2 separate regions of the Homo sapiens genome follow, and region 1 is linked to region 2. The links are chromatin loops, found by intact Hi-C in ENCODE. Cell type or tissue: heart left ventricle. All regions are shown on one strand. Links, peaks and the distances in the headings refer to the core of each region. The heading gives the core; the rest is flanking DNA.

Region 1 (6,984 bases), core at 631-5,630, 140 kb before region 2:
TCTGTTCAGCCCCACTCTCCTTCCCCTCGTCTCCCCGGGTCTCTCCCTCCCACCTTCTCCGGGAACCTCCCCAGCATGGTCCTCACCCAGCCTCTGTTCCTCCCCGACCTGCCATCTTCTGTCCCCTGCCTTTCTCCAAGTCCTCCTTCATCGAAACAGTCGATTCCTTGTTGGAGAGTTGCTCGCTTCCTCTTCATCCCTGCCTTCTTCATCCCACTCAGTTTTCTTTGGCACGCGAGGAGGCACAGGACTGTTGGAGAGCCCTCAGGCGTCCCACTCAGAGAGGCAGGGTGATGTTGGTGTGCAGAGGGCCAGCGGCAGCCACATGGAAGGGTCTGGCAGGGGTGGCAGGGCATGGCAGCGCTGTTTGGAGCCGGTTGGTTCCTTCCCTGGTTCCTTCCCTTCCGCTGGTGCGGGTTCCCTTGTTCATTCGCTTGTTCAAGGGCCGTGACTGATCTCCTGCCGTGGGCCAGACGCTGTGCTAGGCACCACGGACACAGAGGTGCTCAGGTGAGCACAAGGACCCCGCCCACTGCCTGTGGATGAGCAGGGAAGGAGGCACGTGTGCTTGGAGGGTGTGGAACTGCACAGCACTGCGCTGCTGTGGAGCTCCGGCCAGGCCTGCTGAGGGGGTGACAGCCCAGCCAAGGTTGGGGCGAGAGTGAGCGGGTGAGGACTGGTGGGGACAGCAGAGGGCAGAGGGCAGAGGCCGGCATTGGCAAAGCCTGTCCTCATCGAGGGTCTGCACTCGTGGTGAAGGGCAGGGCCAAGGCTGATGCAGGTGGGACTTTCACCTCAGGGCAGAAGGATGAGGATAATGTCAATATCATCTTTCTAGAGGGTTCTTTCTAGAAGATGAATCAAAGGGTCGGTGGGTGCAGATGCCTACTTGGTCCCCGTGGCAGCCACTGGAGGGCTCGAGCAGCTGCAGTGGGGCTTGACGATGGACTGGCGGAGGGGTAGGGCAGGACAGGGCTGCAGAAGGTGTTTCTAACCTTTGCAGCCAGGTGGGAAAGGAAACTGGGTGAGGAGATGTTTGCTGCAAAGGTGGATGAGCAGAAGGGCAGGTGCCTGGGAGGCAGCCAGTGGGCAGTCCCACACCTGGTCAGAAGGGAGGGCCAGGGCTGCAGGCGGAGCTCAAGGGACAGGCGAGAGGATGTCCCCAAGGAGGAAAAACAGTGGCCACTGTGGCCCTGAGAACCCAGATGGGGCCTGGGAAGCCAGGTGAGCAGGTGCCGCCAGGGAGGTGGGGCCACTGGGAGAAGGAGGCAGCCAGGAGCCTCAAAAAGGTCGAGGGTGCATTCTGAGGGGTTAACACTGACGGGAAGACCCAAAAGAGAGAGAAAGCACAGGGTCCCGGAGGTGCCATGGGGGAGAACACGGGGCTGGGAGGAGGCAGGGGCTGGCAGAAGGGGCCTACTTGACCATGGCAGAAGGAAGCAGTGGAAAAGTTCAGCTGTAATAAAGGAGTTTCAGCTGAGAACGGTTATCCCGCACCTGCAATCCCAGCTGCTGGGGAGGCTGAGGTGGGAGGATCACCTGAGCCCGGGAGGCGGAGGCTGCAGTGAGCTAAGATCGCACCACTGCACTCCATCCTGGGCAACAGAGCGAGACCCTGTCTCAAAAAACACCAAAACCAACAAATTATGAATATTGAAAGCATGCTAGTCCTTGGAAGATGAGTGGCCTGTGGACTTGGTGACACTGGGTGTGTTTCTCTTGACATGTGCTGTGTCAGTCCCCTAGCACAGCCCACCAACCCGCTGGTCTGGGCAGGCTCCGTGAGCTTTCTGGTTTTCTCTTCTCCTAGGCTGACAACAGCCCTGATTCCAAAATCTGCTTCTACGATGTTGAAATGGACACAGTGACCGTCTTTGACTTCAAGACTGGACAAATTGATCGGAGAGAGACGCTGTCCTTTAATGAGCAAGAGACTAATAAGTAAGATTGTGGTTCAGGAGGATTTTGTTGGAAAAAATGATGTTCAGTTACTTCTCGGCTTCTGGGCGGGTTGTTGCTAAGTTAACGCGCCTTCAAAAGGCCCCAGCAGGCACCAGTAGGAAAAAGAAAGAGGAAAACAGAAGCACACTCTGGCAGTGGGTAGATTGGAGTTCTTAGTCTCTGTCCTTCAGGTGGAAGGTTCTGGAGTTAGCTGAGTGGAAACTGGAACTTCTGGAAGGGTTCTGGCCGGGAATCTGTAGAAGTGGCCCATGAGTCACTGCAGGGAGAGAAATGTGGTGACCTCAGACCCATCCGCGTCTCTCATGTAGGGGGGCATTTGCCTGTTTAAAGAATGTACTTCTGGGGAGAACAATCGTCTGTCTTCACTATATCTGGAGTTCCTTCTGTGACTGAATGGGCATTTGGAGAACTTTGAGTGCTGATGATAGTTCACTCACAGTTCATGGCTGATTCTGCACAAAGTGAAGCACAAAAGCAAAGTGGGCCACGGAGCTGAGCCCGCCCAGCCTGCGTGAGCCAGGCCTGCAGGGCAGGAAAGCAGGACGGGCACCCTGGGGCCTGCATATGCTCACAGAGGAGCAGAGCAGTTACAAGGCTGGGCTCGGGGGTGGTTTTCTCTCTTTTTTTTTCCCTCCTCCATTACTTGACCACCATCAGACACACCCCTTCTGTCCAGCCCCCCTGGATTCCCCCTGCCTCTCCCACACACCTTCCGCCTCAGATCCAGTGCTGGAACCTTCTTTCACCTGGTGGCCTCATTTCATCCCTCTGCCAGTGACTTCCTGTGGAACTCTCCATCTTCACAGCTCACCGAGTGCAGGCCCCATTCTCCCACCTCAGACAATGATGCCTGACTTGGCCAAGTGCCAGCTCTCCCCCTGCTGCCACTGTTCTTGGGCCGCTCCTCGAACCCTTCCTCTAGTCCCCACTGCCCGTCACCCAGGTCCGCAGCGTTTCTCATACCAAAATGTCTTTTCATTCATGCTTTTCCCTCTCGACTCTGCGCCTGCCGTGTGTGGCTTCCCCTGGGAGCTGTGGGAGCCTCTGAGTTCCTTTCTGCATTCGAATCTTGCCCCCTGCCTTCTGTCCGTTCCCGTCCCGTACCAGGCCGGTCTCACCTCACGGGAACCAGCTTGTGTCCCCGGGCTCTCTGGGCCTCAGAGCCGCCTTGTCTGGAGCATGGCACTCGCCCCTCTGCCCTGCTTTCTGCTCTGCTCTGCACTGGTGCCGAACGTGGCTGTGAGGGCACCTCCATTGCTGGGTGCAGTGGCTTACTAGGGGATCTTCATGTCCTGCAGCACCGGGTCCTGTCCTTCTTCAGCAGCCATGGGTCGTGCTGCCCGGCAGGGTCCCACTCTGCAGCCTGGGTTCGTGACACCCTGGGGGCGGCGAATGAGGCTCATAGGCCTCCTCACCTTGGGCACCTGCTCTCTCTTGAAACCTTGTGTGTCGTCTGCCGGCACATCATTGTGTTTCCCCACAGCATTTTGTTGAGTTCTGGACCCATCCAACATAGAACTTTAGAGATGGGAGGGACCTGGGTCCAAGGGGCAGCATGGCACAGGGACCGGTGGGGACAAGGAACCCGGCATGACCACAGAGCCAAAGCCTCGACCCCGCCCAGCAGGGGGTGCCATCCCACCTCGAGGTTGGCCTGCTGGTCCTGGAAAAGGAAAAGGGTCCCTTTTGCTTTGGGGATTCTTCTGGGCCCCCATAAGGCCTCCAGAATCAAAGCGTCATCTTTTTGTGGTTCTTTCAAACTGGGCTTTGCTCGGACCCTTAGCCCAGTTGTTAAAATCTGAGAACATGTTCCAGTAGGGCGCATGGCAGTGAGACCCCAAAAGTTCTCCCAGAGCTGAGCGCGTGGACACCATGGTCTGGGACAGCACCTGGAGGCTTCGGGAATGTGTGTGGGAGGGAGACTGGTAGCAGGAGTGCCCGCCCTGGGGTTGAAACGGGTCTTCCTTTGTCTTTTAGGAGCCACCTCTTTGTGGATGAGGGACTGAAAAATTATGTTCCCGTGAACCACTTCTGGGACCAGAGTGAGCCCCGGCTGTTTGTATGCGAAGCCGTGCAGGAGACGCCGCGCTCCCAGCCTCAGTCTGCAAACGGGCAGCCCCAAGATGGGCGCGCTGGCCCTGCGGTACGCTCTGCCTGTTGTATTTGAGTTTAGACACACTCAGTGGCCATTTGACAGACTTAAGATCTTCATGGGCTGGGCACGGTGGCTCACGCCTGTGATCCCGGCACTGTGGGAGGCCAAGGCGGGAGGGAACGCTTGAGCCCAGGAGTTCGAGACCAGCCTGGGCAATATATTGAGACCCTCGTCTCTAAAAAAGAATAATAATAAGAATTAATAAAAAAAATCTTCCTAGCATGGGGTCTGGGAAAGGGGTCCTGAAAATTCGTTCACGTGGAGTAGAGCATCTGCCTCACAGCTCCCACTGATGGCAGCGTCACTGTAACCTCGATGCCACCTCTATGGATTTGCCATTGCTAGGTCTGTTTTGAGCTATGCAGAAAAGCCACGGTGTGTGGTGTCTCCTCTTTGAGGTTTATGCCCATGGGCCAGCTCCACACTTACTGTCTGGTCTGACCTGAATGGCATTTTTTTGGTTCTCTTGTCTCAACTGCTACATGTGATTCTCTCTCTAGGAAAGAAATCTTTTGTTTGTTTGTTTTGTTTGTTTTTTGAGTCTCTCTCTGTCGCCCAGGTTGGAGTGCAGTGGTGCAATCTCAGCTCACTGCAACCTCCGCCTCCCAGGCGGAGTGAGCCGGGATCGCGCCACTGCTCTCCAGCCTGGGCGACAGAGTGAGACTCCGTCTCAAAAGAAAAAAAAAAAGTTATCTGCAGTCAGTGTTGATACCCTGAGTTCAGAAGCAAATCCACCCTTGGTTCTCAGGCGCTGAGCGGGAGGACACGTCCAGGTGGCATCTCCACCACCAGAGCAGGGAGGGGAAGACACTGCCCGAGGCGCCACTTCAAGATACAGGCTGTGGGGGTGACCCAGGCAGTTGGGAGGATGGGCGGGCTGACACCCGGGGAAGATGGAGACGTGGCAGGGAGGTAGGGCCGTCTCCTGGCAGTTTGATCCTAGGGCTCTTTGTCTGCTCTGTGATGATGCGCCCTTGTCTGAACTCACACCAGGTAGCAAGGAAAGGCTTTGCCTTCCCTTCACCTCTTCTGGTTTCCTGTCCAGAGCAGCTGCAGGTATGGGCGCATGTCCTGGTGTTGCTTGTTCTGCTTCTGTGCAATGGACCCACAGAGCATGTGGTTTCTGTGCTGCGTGTTCCCTGTTCCTTGAAAGCAGGGTCGGGGCTCTTTGTTGGTGGTGCCACTGTTGATTTTTTTTTCTTCTTTTATTTTTGAGATGGAGTCCTGCTCTGTCACCCAGGCTGGAGTGCACTGGCATGATCTCAGCTCACTGCAACCTCTGCCTCCCGGGTTCAAGCGATCCTCCTGCCTCAGACTACCAAGTAGCTGGGACTACAAGTGCCTACCACCACGCCTGGCTAATTTTTGTATTTTTAGTAGAGACGGGGTTTCATCACGTTGGCCAGGCTGGTCTCAAACTCCTGACCTCGTGATCCGCCCACCTCAGCCTCCCAAAGTGCTGGGATTACAGGCGTGAGCCACTGTGCGCAGCCTGCTACTGTTGATTTTTAAATCAGAGTAAAGCCGCCAAAGAGGGAGAACTTTTAAACCATGAAAGCTCTTTTGAGTTGCAGTCACCAGTTCAGGGTGGGAATGATGAGCCTTTGCTGCAAGAAAATCAGTCACTTGGGAGAGTCCAGTGGTCGCAAGCTGGACGAGGTGCGTCCTTCCAGTAGGCGTGTTGGTTTTTCCCAAGTGGAGCAGATAAAAGGTGGTGTAATCAAAGCAAAGCACCCGACCCCACCATGACGCAGTGTGTAGCAACGACCCCACCGTGACGCAGTGTGTGTAGCAAAATGGCACTCATACCCCAGAAATTTATGTAAGTTAAAAAAAAAAACAGAACAGTACTTTTCTTTCTCTCCCAGGCAGATGTTTTGATCCTGTCCTTCTTCATTTCCGAAGAGCACGGCTTCCTGCTTCATGAGAGCTTCCCCCGGCCTGCCACCTCCCACAGTCTCCTGGGGATGGAAGTGCCTTATTACTACTTCACAAGAAAGGTACGAAGCCACGACATCCGCACAGGTGTCTTCTGATCTCTCCCCTTGCCTGGCTGGGCTCTTGCAAGCGTCCCAGGGAGCTGAAATGTGAGTTAGCCCTCGTGGCTCTGCCGGGCTTCCCTCTCCGTAGACAGCATCAGCCATCCAGTCTCACTTGTCGCCTGAAATTCCAGCAAACACTGCGGTCTGTCTGGGGAGAATTGGAAGTGGTTTTGCTCTCAGGATAGAGAGAACTCGTGCTAATGAGTGCTGTCTCCGGGTGAAGGAGCTCTCGGGCAGGACTCAGGACTCTGCACCCTTCCCCCTTGCCTTTTCCCCGAATGCTGAACACCTTTTTAGCTTTTCTGTCTTTCTAAAATTCTAGCTGCCTTCTTAAAATTATGCATTTCTATATTCACTGTAGGGATCTTAGGAACTACAAAGAATGAAGTAAAGACCCAAATAGTACAAATCTCCATAATCCCAGCCTGGAGGCAGCCACTGTGGGCAGGCTGGTGGCTCCTTTCAGTAGGGTTCTGGCTTCTGGACACCCGTCCGTGTGTGACTCATGCATGGACGTGTTTTTAAATTACTGAGAGAATGGGATCGTCATCAGTACACACACCCCAGTAGGTTCTTTTGAACAAGTTATTTCCTTCTCTGCGACTTGGTCCCCGTGTCTCCAAGGTCCCTTTTGGACCTGAAACAGTCATTCTCTGCTTCTGAGAGGGCGTGCTGATCAAAGGATCTGCAGCTTCTCTGCAGAACAGCAGCCCATGTGTGCCCCACGAGCATTCTGAGACACGGTGGAGTGCCTGGCTCTGAGAGAGCTGCTCCCCTCGCTTCACTGACCTGTTGTTCTCAGCCTCTGGGAGCATCCCGAGTCAC
Region 2 (6,984 bases), core at 999-5,998:
GGAGGCAGCACCCCAGTGGTCCTAACTAGGAAGTCTCCACGATGGTGAAGGCGGCTGGGGTGGGAGGTCCCTGCAGGGGTGGGCTCCAGGGGCCACTGCACCTGGCCAGGACGACTCAAGTGAGGTATCTGGGTCAGGGGCCTGGCAGGAGGGTATCTGGATGGGGACTGTGGGGTGGGTGCAGCTCTCCTCTGGGCCAGCTGCCAGGTAGTGCCCACCACACAGACAAGGGCTGCCCAGCCCCTCCTCGAGGGGACACGTGGGTGCCCCTGGGGTCAGGTAGCCTGAACCCATCTTGTCCGGAGCCTGTGGCAGGAGGGCGGAGGGAGGGAGGAGGGCTTTGGGGATGGGGGAGGGCTTCAGGGAGGGAGGGGTGTTGCGGGGAGTAGGAAGGGCTGTGGGGAGCGGGCAGGACTGTGGGGAGCATCCACGGCTCTGGGACAGGCTTTCCTCGGGGTCAGGATGTTTCCCCGCTGGCTGTCGGGGAGGTGAACTGCGAGGCCTCCCGACCCTGGCCTGCCCAGCTGTGGTCCTGATCTCACTGAAGTACTGGGGTCCCCCTCGCAGGAGGCATCCAGTGTCCTGAGCGCTGGACTTTGGGGCTGACTGCTCACGGACAGCCCAGATGCAGGTGCCCTCCCATGGCGGCCTGTCTGCCCCAATGCCGGCCCAGTCCTGGGCCTGCCCAGTGGTCTGGGGGTCTCTCCCAGGGGTGGGTGCTCCCCACAGAGCCCTGGGCAGGACTCACAGACTCCAGATCCCCAGTGCTGTGGTGTCCCCAGCAGCGTCTGCCTCCCCCAGGCCCTGGCTCCTACCTGGCCGGGGCCGACAGCTCTTGCTCCACAGGCAGACCTTCACCCGGACACAAGCATTTATAGCCGCGCTCTGCAGCCGCCAGGGGCTGGCAAATATTTGGCGACAGCATTGTCATCGCAGACTGGGCAAATAGAGCCCGTTTGCTTTAGCGCCCGGCAACCAGGGCCCCGAGGGGGGAGCACGCCCCCCGCCTCACCTGCACGCGGCCTGCCTGGGGACCGTGGAGTGTTTGTGCAGGCGCAGCTGGCTCGCCCCCGGGCCCCGGGACCCTTATCTCTGCTGTGGACTGGGGCCCGGACCCAGCCTTGTCAAATAAGCGGAAAATTAAATTTCATGCTATTTTGAGTTCTGGAGTAGGCCTCTCTAGAGGACATCCTGCCTCTGCAGCCAGCGGGGTGAACAGCACTCCCGGCCGCAGGAGGACCCTGGGGAAGGGGGAGGGGAAGGAAGCGAGGTCCCAGGGACCCCCAGCCAGGGCCCGGTGTGTGGGCTGCAGGTGGGGCTCCTGGAGCACCTGCCCAGCTCCCTCGGCCATCGGGACCTCCCGGACAGCCATGACCATCTCCACTGGCCCAGTGGTTACCAGGACGCCTGCTGGGCTGCTGCCGCCCACCTGCCCAGAGCTCAGAGGTGTTTGCAATTGATCCTTAATGGCGGAACCCCCTTCTTCCCCAGGCTTCTTCCCAGGGGCCTTCCTTCCTCAGCTGCAGCCACCCCTGGGGTGGGAAATGGGGGGCTGGGAACCCTCCCTTCACCTACTGCTCCCAGGAAAGCCTCCCCCAGAAGCGTCCCCAAGGGCTTCTGCCGCTCCCACCGACTCCCTGGCTCTTCCTGGGTGGCCCCAGCTGGTCCACTGTGGGGGCCATGTTAGCTTCCTTGGACTGCTGTGACAATGACCACAACTCAGGCAGCCTGGAACACAGGTCAGGAGGCCAGAGGTCCTGGTCCAGGGCCTCCAGGAGTGGCTCCTTGCCTCGTGGTTGCGTCTCCCCAGTCTCTGCCTCTGTCCTCACGGGGTCTTCCCTGTGTGTGTCCTCTGCCCTCCTAGGGGGACCCCGTCCCTGAATTTAGGGCCAACGCCCACCCAGTGTGCCCTCAGCTTCACCAGTTACACTTGCAGGGTGCCCGTTTCCAAATGAGGTCCCATTCGGAGACTCAAGGTAGACACGCATTGTGGGGACATGGCTCAGGTCGCACAGGCGCCACCCGCATGTGACTGTCCCTGACCTTGGCATTCGCCAGGTGTGCCCCCGCTTGGCACTGTACTCCCCAGAGCAGCCCCAAGTGGCCCAGGTTGGGAGGACTCCACAGTGTCCTTCCCAGGGACTCTGGCTCTGAGGACGGGACAGCAGCCCCCAGCCTGGCCTGGCCCCAGCACCCCCTGTCCCGAGCCCCCAGCTCCTGGGCCTTCACCTTCCAGGGGCCAGGAGGGTTCTGGATGCTACCCCCCACCCCGGTCCTCACCCCTACGCTCCAGGCGTCCCCCAGTCAGATGGGAGACCAGCTCCTCTCACCCAGTGACATCCAACACACAGAGATTTGGACACAGGCCCAGCCCTTGTCTGCACCTGGGGACCTCTGGCCCCGCCTTGATTTCTTGGGCACCCGGAGGGCAGGAGATCCCAGGGGGCCTCAGGCAGTCAATGCAATCACCCAGTGTCCGGGGCTGCAGTCAGGACCCCCAGCTTCCAGGGAAGGGACAGGAAACGAAAAGTTCAAACTTAAGAGTAAGATTCTGCAGAGGGCAGGCCGGCGGCCTCCACATGGGTCTCATGGTGAGGGGTGGGGTCACCTGCAGGTCCCAGGAAAGGCTGCTGGGAGTGGGGACAGGGACAGCATCGGCACAGCCACCAGTTACGGCTTCTCCTTACTGCTCCTTCACAGGCAGAAGCCGAGCCGACGCCCCGGTGAGCTCACAGCCCAGGTGACCCCATAGCCCAGTGAGCCCACAGCCCAGCGACCCCACAGCCAGGTGACCCCATAGCCCAGTGACCCACAGCCAGGTGACCCCATAGCCCAGGGAGCCCACAGCCCAGGGAGCCCATGCCCCAGGTGAGGTGCATCTGGCCGTATTCAGCCCTGAGTGTCCAAACCATGTAGGGGCCTCTGTCCCTGGCTTCATGGGGGCCGCCCTGAGACTCCAGGGTCTGAGGATGCTTGGCCAGGCCCTGGCTGTGGGGGGCTTTGCCAGCCTCACCAGCTCCCCTCTGATCCAGCTGTGGCTGAGGACCTGCGGCTGCCTGGGGTTCAGGGCCCTAGGCCCCCATCTCTGACCAGATACAGCCCCTGGCCCTCCCGACCCGGGGAGCTTCCGGCCGGGGGCCCTGGGTGCGCCCGCCCTCGTGGCTCAGAACCCCGGGGCCGGACCTGCAGAGGGTGGGGGTTCTGCCGCTCCTGGCAGTGGCTGCGGCGCCCTCTGCCGCATGCTGTGGAATGGCCGGGGCCTGCGGAGGGAAGGGCGGGAGCCAACCCGGCCTGGGGTCTGGGCACTGCAGGCCTCCATCTTGCGGGTCTCAGCAGGGATGGGGTCAGCCGGGGCCCCGAGGGAACTCCAGTGGAGGACCCAGAAGGGCCTCTGGGCCCCTGTGTTCTGTCCTGAAAGGCGCGGGCGGCAGGAAATGGCCAGCCCAGGCTTCGGGCGCAGGTGGACCTCAGCTCGGCCTCGTCGGTGCTGGTCACTGTCCTGGACGCCAAGGGTGAGGAAATGAGACCCAGCCCCTCGTGAAGGAGGCGTGTGCGGGGGCTCGGCGGGCATTGCCCTCGGGAAGCGGAAGGGGTTCCCGCGGAGCGGACAGCCTGGAAACACCGGCCCTGTGATGGCCCCAGGACGTCCGCGCCCGAACCCCCAGCACCGACACAGCTGAGGGACGGCGGGCGTGGCTAAGCGAAGGACCTGGAGACAGGCGGTCACCTGGTGGATCCTTGTTGGAGGGAGGCAGGAGGCTGAGAGGATGGAAGAGGCCACGCTGCTGGCTTTGGAGCTGGAGGCAGCGGCCAGGAGCCGGGACGCGGGAGCCTCTGGATGCTGGAGGGGGGTGAGCCGTGGCTGCCTGAACCTCGGCGCTTCCCCCGCCCCTGGAGAGAAAGCCTCAGAGGGGTGACCTGCTTCCCCAGCAAGGCCGCACGCTTCTCCCGCCCCAGGGCCCTGGGTTTTCCCGCTGTCCTCTGACTCGGGTGCTGGGGGCCTGCCTGTGACCCCGCCCGTGACCCCACCTGTCCCGGAGCTGTCTGGATGCTCGTCTCTGCCTGACAGGAGACCACAGAGAAAACCCTAGTCTGGAATGGAAAATTCTAGAGTGGGCGCAAACCGGAGCAGACAGGCATTTGGGAGGAGGTGCTGGGGCAGAGCAGTGTGGGACTGTCATGGACACCCGGGGAGCTGGCCTGAGGCTCAGGGGTGACAGTGCCACTGCACCGGTCCAAGCAGGCAGCGAAGGGGAACCCAGGGGTGGCCGGAGGGGCGAGGGTGGGATATGGGGACCCCCTGGGGGACGGGTGGATGAATTAGCTCCTCGCTAATTAGCCCCCTACCCCTGAGTTCTGAGACTCAGGAGGCCTTCAGGAGGAGGTGACTGCGGTTTCTGGTGAGGCTGGGTGGGGCAGCAGCCTCTGGGGCATCTGGGATGGTGGAGAAATGCACGTCCCACACCACTGCCTGCCTGTGTCCTGCCTGGGGTGGGGGGGGCGGCCGGGGCCAGGCCGAGGAGCACAGGAGGCCCCGGCAGTGGGGCTGGGCCCGGGCGTCTTCCAGCATCTGCGGCCAGCGCGCCTCTCGTCGGGGGGCAGCATCGGGCCCAACCGAGCTCCCGGCCCACAGCCCCGCCGGCTCCCACCCTTGCTGTGGGGCCTCAGGCCTGGGAGGAAGGCGCTGCCCTTCCGAGTGCAGCATGCCTGCTGTGCCCACGGACCCCAGATTGATCTTCCTGGAGAAAATCAATAGCTCCAATATGCCAGCTCTCAAGAGGCTCTGCGGCTAGTCACCCGCCATTAGGCACACGAGGGCTGCAGCCTCCGCCGCCCATTAGCGGGACATTAGGCCTCCCACGAAATTTCTCTGTGTGCTTTGAGATAATGAAGGCCGAGGTGTTGGTTTACGTCCCTGGGGGAGGGGGAGGATGACAGCAGCTTTCTGGGCAGGGCCAGTGCCAGCTCCACATGGACTCACCAAGGAGAGCAGGGCCCCGGGGACACAGGCGCCCCGGCACATCCGGCTGTGGCTTTTCCCACCCGGGGTCAAGCAGACACACAGCATTCGGGGGGCGGGAGGGAGTCAACGCCCACCAGTCAATGGCCACTGGGGGCAGATGGGCACCACGGGAGCCGGCGGTGCGCTCACGCCTGGAGTCCCAGCTCCTCCAAAGTGTTACATTAGATTTAGTCGTTAGAAGAGATAGTAGATTTAGTCGTTAGTAGAAGTGTCGTTAGATTTAGGGCCCACCCTGGTCCAGAAGGGCCTCGTCTTAACTAATGACATTGGCAAAGACCCTGTTTCCAGACAAGGTCAAGTTCTTGTGTTCTGAGGGGACGTGAATTTGGGGCACTGCTGAACCCGGGGTGGCGTCTTCCAGTCCTCACAGTGGGCTGAGTGGGACGGGGGATGCCCATTTCACACTCTTCCCAGGTGTCTCATTTCTGTTTGAGACTGAGATTAACTTGGTGGCCTGGCCCCTCAGAGGCTGGCCCGCCCCCCGAGTGAAGCCTCAGCCCCTGCCTGTACCTTCCAGCTCTGCCCCTGACTCTGCTGTCCTGGGGCAGCTTGTGCGCAACTGCCCAAAACCACAACAACCAGGAAGGTGCACCAGCCCAACCCAAAGGCTCCATGGCTAACCAGAGGGCCCTTCGATTTCCACCTCCTTCAGGAAGCCCCCCTGGGCTGCACACCAGGATGAGGCTGACCAGTCCTCCCCAACCACACTTTGAGCCCCCTCCTCCCACAACAGTGGGTGCTCCCAGGTCCCTACAGGGGGACTGGTTTGGCAGTGATTCCAGGTGGGGTTCTGGGGTAGAACAGGTGGGGCAGGGCCCGTTGAGGAGGACCTGGGCAAACAGGTGCCTCTGTTGACACAGCAGCCCCAAACACAGTCTGGGGCCAGGCCGCCCAGGTGTTGCTGAGCTCAGGACACCTCCAGCCCCCCTTCCTGGCCTTGATGCCAAGAGTTCCTGGGGGAACAGAACTGGTCCCAGATCTGGCGCTTCTTCTGCTGGGAAGCACGTGCAGGAGCCGGTGCTCCAGAGGCGAGCAGATTCTGGCTCAGGGGAAGGGGCTTGTCCAGGGCCATCCGGCCACACACAGTGCAGCAGATGGGCCGAGGTCCCCGCCACCACCCGGGCGACAGGAGGGGTGACCTGCACCGGAAGTCAGGAGCAGGCCTTCTAGCTCCAGGGCCATCCTGAGAGGAAAGAAGCACTTCACCTTTCCCCATTCATTGGAGGCACGTCCAGGCTTCCAACTAACCTCTCTACGGGAATGAATGTGAATTCCTCTCAAACTCTGGGCATAAGAAATGACACGTTTTTGTTACATAGACATATTGCAAAAATAAAAAATAAAAAGATGTATTGGGTGTGGTGGCTCATGCCTGTAATCCCAGCACTTTGGGAAGCTGAGGCAGGCAGGTCACTTGAGGTCAGGAGTTCGAGACCAGCCTGGCCAACATGGTGAAACTATGTCTCTACTAAAAATAAAAAAATTAGCCGGGCATGGTGGTGGGTGCCAGCAATCCCAGCTACTCGGGAGGCTGAGGTGGGAGAATCACTTGAACCCGGGAAGCAGAGGTTGCAGTGAGTTGAGATTGCACCACTGCACTCCAGCCTGGGTGACAAGAGCGAGACTCCATTGCAAAAAAGATAAATAAAATAAATTTTTAAAAGATGGAAACACACACACACACAGAAATGACATGTTTTCTTTTTTTTTTTTTTTTTTTCCTGAGACAGTGTCTTGCTCTGTCGCTTAGGCTGGAGTGCAGTGGTGCGATCTTGGCTCACTGCAACCTCCACCTCCCGTGTTCAAGCAGTTCTCCCACCTCAGCCTCCCTAGTAGCTGGGACTACAGGCATGCGCCACCACGCCTGGCGAATGTTTGTATTTTCAGTAGAGACGGGGTTTCACCATGTTGGCCAGGCTGGTCTTGAACTCCTGACCTCAGGTGATCTGCCCACCTTGGCC

What was found. Hi-C counts contacts between places; a loop is a spot of excess contacts. Peaks named below come from ENCODE experiments on the same cell type or tissue, not always from the same donor. Only the 100,000 strongest peaks of a DNase experiment are listed, where the experiment ranks them.
Region 1: a loop joins it to region 2, with 1.8 times the contacts of the local background. A loop is called at or near these places in 2 of 110 quality-filtered maps.

The regions. Positions count from the first base shown.
Region 1 is chr16:1,561,118-1,568,101 of GRCh38, reverse strand. It overlaps IFT140 (intraflagellar transport 140), which reads left to right. Exons shown (of 31, transcript NM_014714.4): 16 at 1,811-1,941; 17 at 3,940-4,105; 18 at 5,986-6,117. Among named protein-coding and RNA genes, the nearest start is that of TMEM204, 31 kb to the right of the region's middle. RefSeq lists an enhancer at 5,688-6,297. In heart left ventricle, for the core only: a CTCF peak has its summit at 3,584 (motif pointing right); no DNase peak of the experiment used is centred there.
Region 2 is chr16:1,424,940-1,431,923 of GRCh38, reverse strand. LOC105371044 (a long non-coding RNA gene) reads left to right here and starts at 3,165. Exons shown (of 2, transcript XR_932996.3): 1 at 3,165-3,512; 2 at 3,643-6,373. PERCC1 (proline and glutamate rich with coiled coil 1) reads right to left here and starts at 846. Exons shown (of 2, transcript NM_001365310.2): 1 at 816-846. RefSeq lists an enhancer at 933-2,050 and silencers at 3,003-3,052, 3,083-3,242. In heart left ventricle, for the core only: a CTCF peak has its summit at 3,236; DNase peaks (open chromatin) are centred at 1,231, 3,237, 3,890 and 5,002; H3K4me3 peaks cover 551 bases.